2 separate regions of the Mus musculus genome follow, and region 1 is linked to region 2. The links are chromatin loops, found by intact Hi-C in ENCODE. Cell type or tissue: left cerebral cortex. All regions are shown on one strand. Each heading gives the region's core, and the rest is flanking DNA. Links, peaks and the distances in the headings are about the cores only. Region 1 has its middle 28 kb from the start of Gm34916. Region 2 has its middle 35 kb from the start of Thbs2.

The links. Hi-C counts contacts between places; a loop is a spot of excess contacts. Peaks named below come from ENCODE experiments on the same cell type or tissue, not always from the same donor. Only the 100,000 strongest peaks of a DNase experiment are listed, where the experiment ranks them.
Region 1: a loop joins it to region 2, with 2.4 times the contacts of the local background. A loop is called at or near these places in 2 of 42 quality-filtered maps.

The regions. Positions count from the first base shown.
Region 1 is chr17:14,548,895-14,551,817 of GRCm38, forward strand. No RefSeq gene overlaps it. Among named protein-coding and RNA genes, the nearest start is that of Gm34916, 28 kb to the left of the region's middle. In left cerebral cortex, for the core only: no CTCF peak of the experiment used is centred there; a DNase peak (open chromatin) is centred at 1,695; H3K27ac peaks cover 285 bases.
Region 2 is chr17:14,658,243-14,661,165 of GRCm38, forward strand. No RefSeq gene overlaps it. Among named protein-coding and RNA genes, the nearest start is that of Thbs2, 35 kb to the right of the region's middle. In left cerebral cortex, for the core only: a CTCF peak has its summit at 1,705; DNase peaks (open chromatin) are centred at 350 and 1,677; H3K27ac peaks cover 759 bases.

The sequences.
Region 1 (2,923 bases), core at 226-2,725, 110 kb before region 2:
AGGCAAAAGGAAGGAATACTTGTGGGGAAAAAGTAGACTAGCAAAGGGGACTAGGAGGACAAGGAGAGGGAGGGGTTAAACTGAACACGTATAATGTCACATAAGAAAATGTCATAATGAAACCCAATACTCTTCCTGCCACCACCATAAACCATCAGTTTAAAAAATAATATGTGGCTATATCACCAAACAAAAGCTTCCTTAAAAAATAAATTCAAGCCTTAGGGCATGAAGACAGCATACAAAAAGCCTTTTATCTCTGGACTGGAGTTAGCTCAGCAGTTAAGACGCAGTACGACTACAAAGGACAGGAGCTAAGTTCCCAGCACTCAGGCAGCAGCTGTAACTCCAGGTCCGGGGAATCTGGTGCCTTCAGGCCTTTTCAGGAATTTGTATTCATGTGCACATAGCCACACTTACACACACACACACACACACACACACAATTGCAAAAAAAAAAAAATCTTCTCTCTCTGTTGATATTGACCTATCCGAGAAAAGGAACCAGAGAAGAATCCCACTTAGAATAGATTCAGAAAGCCCCACCCAGGAAGAAGTCTAAACCAAGAGGTAAAAATTCTCTATAATTAAAACTTTAAACACTGATTAAAGAATGTGAAGCACACACACACACACACACACACACACACACACACACACACTGCAGAAAGCGTTCTATGTTCACTAATGGGAAGAATCAATGATACTCAAATGTCTCTGCTACTCAAAACAATTATAGATTCAGTGCTTCTTCTTCCAGTAGGATAGTCACCACAGAGCAGCACAAAGAAGCCTGTATTCATAGTCAGATGAACACACACCAGGGAAGAAAAGCCAGGACGACATAAGCAAAGCAGGGAATATCATGTCACCCGAATTCAAAGTAATCTATAGAGCTACTTGTGTTTGTGTGTTGTGTGAGTGTGTGTGTTTGTATATGTGTGTGTGTGACTATGTGTATGTTGTGTGTGTTTGTGGGTGTGTGTATGTATATAAATGTACATGTATATGAGTGTGTGTATGTATGTATGTGTGTATATATAATTATGTGTGAGTATGTATATGTATATGAGTATATTATGAGTATGTATGTGTGTGTGTTGTGAATGTGCAGGCCAGAGATCTACATCTCTATTGCTCTCCACCTTGTTCTTTGAGACAGGGTCTCTTCATTGACCTGAGTTTTATGATTTGACTAGATTAGCTAGTCAGTAAGCTATAGGGCCCCACTCATCTCTGACCCAGCCCGGTGTTGTCCCATGCAGATGTGATGTGGGCTCTGAGGAGTCAGGCTCAGGTGCCTGCGCTTGAGCAGCGTCTCACACACAGCTTTCGGTAGTTTGAGGAACCAGGATTTATAACTTTTAAAGACTTGGTAAAAACTGAAAGCAAATTCAGAAGATTCACACAAATTATATAAATTCACATTTCTATGGAGCTGTGATACATAGACTTTCTTACCAGAGTTCACTAAAGAATTTCCAGGATATATAAAAAATTCTAAAATTACAGCTGCCATTATATTTTAGGGGAAATTAATATTTTGGTAGTTTTATTTCAATATAATTCATATACCATACAAGCCAGTGGTTTTTAGTACAGTCTGTGTTATGCAACTGCAGGATAATTTTAGAACATTTTGTTCTAAAACAAACCCATACCTACGAACAGTCTGTCCATTTTGCCAGCCACATCCCTTCCACCCCATCCAACCCTTGGCAGCCACCATTTACTGGAGACTCTATGAGCTGGCAGAGTCTAGACATTTCATACTAAAGGAATCATGCAATGTGTGGTCTTCTTATCCTTTCAAAAAAATCTGTATTTGGTCTAGATAGGTATCTAACTGAATTTATGGAATATTTTTCTACATTAACTTTATTATAAACAAAACAAAACAAAACAAAACTTGGAGATAAAAAAAAAACCCACAGGCTGAAATTAACCATACCCAAAGTCTGCCCATTTTCATGAACTTCTATACAGTTAGAATAGCCCCCTTGAGGCTGTGGACCTTCACATTCAAGTTTACACGTTCACTGTCAGATATGTATATGTATATGTGTATGTGTATGTGTATGTGTATGTGTATGTATATATATTCTGTGTGTTTATATACCACGGAGCCCGAAAGACTCCACAGAAAAACAATTAGCTTTATATACTATTTTAGACCTCCTGTCCCTGACTTACATTCAGGTAATGAGGTGTCTTTCTTATCCCATATTTAGCCCTTTTATTCTCTTTCCTTCAAGTTACAGACCTTTCCACAGGCATTGCCTAAAACCAAAGGGAAGAAACACAGAACCACATACAAATTTGTTTACATATGTTACATATGTTAAATATGTTACATATGTACATTTCATATTGACTGGATTCTTTATATGAGAAAGAATGTTGACTTTTATTTCTGAGAGTCTGTAAATCTTTAAAATAGCTTTTAAGAAAAAAAAACCTTACTCCTTATGAGATTATAATATTAATATAACACTTGGCCAAAAATACGTCTGACCATAAACAAATTTCTTTGAAAAATCTAGCTGTTGAGAATAGACATACCTTGCCTAAGAGGAGAAGTAAAATTAAGGTGAAGAAACATGAGTTAACCCTCTCGATGGGTAGATGCGAAAGCAGAGGGTCATACATAAAAGACTATCAAGTCTGGACACAGGAAGGATTTTGAAAGTGACTTGTAATACTGGTGAAGTTTACACATGGAACAAAGTTAGATTTTTATGAGCCCAGTTGAACTCCTCTGGTGCCTGCCAGGCCTGAGGAAGCTCTGGGGCTGGTGCCACAGGCCTCTACCCCTTCTTCCAGCACAGTCTTCAAGGCCTCTCAGCATTTTCCTTACTGCTAAAGCAAACAGAGTGCGCTACCCTCACTTCCAAACTGGCAAGTCTATGTTCCAGCTCTCTTT
Region 2 (2,923 bases), core at 287-2,786:
TCTTGGCTCATCTCAGTTCTGGCCATTCCCCTCTCCAGGCAGAGTCCTCATTTGCAGAAAGGGGGATGCCACCAACTGAGCCAACTCCTTTGCTGCTAAAATAAGGAGAGAAAGTAGGTGTCACGACAGTTTGTATAACTGAATTGCATTTCAAATGTGATGTTATTCTGTCTGGATTTCATTTTCCCTGCCATCATTGAACTGGTAACCAAAAATACATTACAGGTGAATAGAGATTGGAGGAGAAGACAGGCCAGGATGGGCACATCCTCACCTCCATTCACCATCCTACTATGACCTGTAGCATCAAATGTCTTATTTGTTCTGAGGACCTAACACTTCTGCACAGGAAACTGCCTCTTAGCCTCTGATTCAGTTCCCTGTCCTGAGGTATGCACACACCTCCTCACACAGTTCTGAGAGATCATCAAGACCTGAGGCCCAGCTACAGACCCACACAAGTCTCCGTTATACCTGCACCTGCTAAGATCCTTCCACAGCCCTCTGCCTTCATCTGGTTCTCCTTGGAGCCAGCTGCTCTGAAAGCCTGGGCCTTCTCCCAGCCTAACCGTGCTGAGGTGCAGGGTCTATGTGTTCTCTTCCCTCCGCCTGCTGTCTGGCCCCTCAGGGCTCAATCTATTTCCTCTCCACACGTCACCTGCCTGGCACATGGCTTCCCAAGAGTCCACACTCTTAAGTGCTGTGCCCGTTTAACCTCATTTCTACACTTAACCTCTTCCTTTCTGGCCTGTTGGCCTTGACCTCAGTTATTGGATGTGCCTTTGGCATCCACTAGAACATCCCTCCTGAGTGCTCCAGTCAGCCTTTCTCCAGGTAGGACAGCATCTCTGTCTCCCATCAGGTTAGGGGACCTTGGTGCTTTCCATTGCTGAAAGGAGAGCTCTCTCCACCTTCCGGTTGGAGTCGACTGAGTCAACCATATCAAGGAGGAGATGCTAAGCTGGGAGATGAGATGGAAAGAGCAGATTGCAGAAGCCGTAAACAGCTAGATACCTAGTGGCCATCACAGGGCCTCCGGTTTAGCATAGTATGCATGCCATGTTTACTCAACTTTGCAAAAGCCCTTGAACATTTTATACCTTAGGAGCAGACTAATCTATACTAAATGAGACCTTCATATCTTTGATTCCAGTCCTTGCTGTAGGACATCAACCCCTCTTTCTGGAGGTCATTGTTCCCTTATAGATAATGCAGTCTCTGATAGAAACTGAAAGTTCCTTTACAAAAAAAATAAAATAAAAAAATAAAATCAGTACTTTCCCAGCATCCCAAAGCATAAATTGTTTTCTGGCTCAAAATGAGTCTTGAGGCTCTGCTGTGTCAGGAGTGTGAGGGTCCTGCTCCTTTGGATGAAAATGGTAGAAAGACAACTTGGAAACCAGAATCAGCTTGTAGCATTAAAGTTCATTTTGGCCCAGTGCACTTAGCTAAAAACCCAGGATGTAAACCTGGATCCAGGATTGAACTGTGCAGTCCACGACAGAGCATCAAGTCTGAGCTGTCTCCCAGTGCATTACAATCTGCACTGAGAGGAGAGGGTAGAGGGGCTGAGCCTCCTGTGCTACATCCAGGCCCCAGCTCCAAACTGAGATGCTGCCGAGCAACTGATGCAGGAAACGCCTCTCACATTTCTGACTCATTCTGTGGTAGCTCTGATGGGAATGAAAATATTCTAAAGAGACACGTGCGCCCCTCCCTGTGGCTGTCAGACTATTGAAATAACAGGCCCAAGAAATTACACTTTCCTCAGGAATCTCTTACTGGGAGAAGGGAAGTCTGAGAGGGCTGGAGTCAGCTACAAAGAGGGCTTTGCTCCCAGCAAAGATTTCTCACTGTTCTGACAATTTGTCAGGCTGTCTTGCAAAACACTTAGACAACAGTAACGAGCTGGACCACAAACACATGAAACTCAAGAAGAACCAAGACCAAAGTGTGGACACTTTGCCCTTTCTTAGAATTGGGAACAAAACACCCATGGAAGGAGTTAAAGAGACAAAGTTTGGAGCTGAGATGAAAGAAAGGATGGACCATCTAGAGATTGCCATATCCGGGGATCCATCCCATAATCAGCTTCCAAACACTGACACCATTGCATACACTAACAAGATTTGGCTGAAAGGACCTTGATATAGCTGTCTCTTGTGAGACTATGCCGGGGTCTAGCAAACACAGAAGTGGATGCTCACAGTCAGCTATTGGATGGATCACAGGGCCCCCAATGGAGGAGCTAGAGAAAGTACCCAAGGAGCTAAAGGGATCTGCAACCCTATAGGTGGAACAACAATATGAACTAACCAGTACCCCCCCACCCCCGGAACTCGTGTCTCTAGCTGCATGTATGTCAGAAGATGGCCTAGTCGGCCATCAGTGGAAAGAGAGGCCCATTGGTCGTGCAAACTTTATATGCCTCAGTACAGGGGAACGCCGGGGCCAAGAAGTGAGAGTGGAAGGGTGGGGGAGTGGGTGGGGGAGCGTGTGGGGGACTTTTGGGATAGCATTGGAAATGTAACTGAAATACATACCTAATTAAGAAAAAAATGAGCTGGACCACACCTTCAAGACTGTTTAGCTGTGCAGGATTCTTTCCTTTCTGTTTAAACATGGACCCTCCAAACCTTCCAGGCAGGACCTTGAACTTGTATGTTAGGTGCACATCTTCATATCAAGTAGATTCCCTTTCTCTCTGTCCCACCCTTATTTCTCTCTTCAATTGTCCTACAGGGGATGGAATCTAAGCCAGGCTTGTCTGTACCTAGATTCTGACTTCAGTCTCTTTTTGTTTGTTTACTTTGACTTTCCTAGAGGAAATATTTAAAGGTCAGGGTGGGAAGTCCAGATGATAAAGAGAGGCCTGTCCCAGGCTCCTTCCTTCAGAAAACAGCCCCCTTCCTGATCCCCAAGT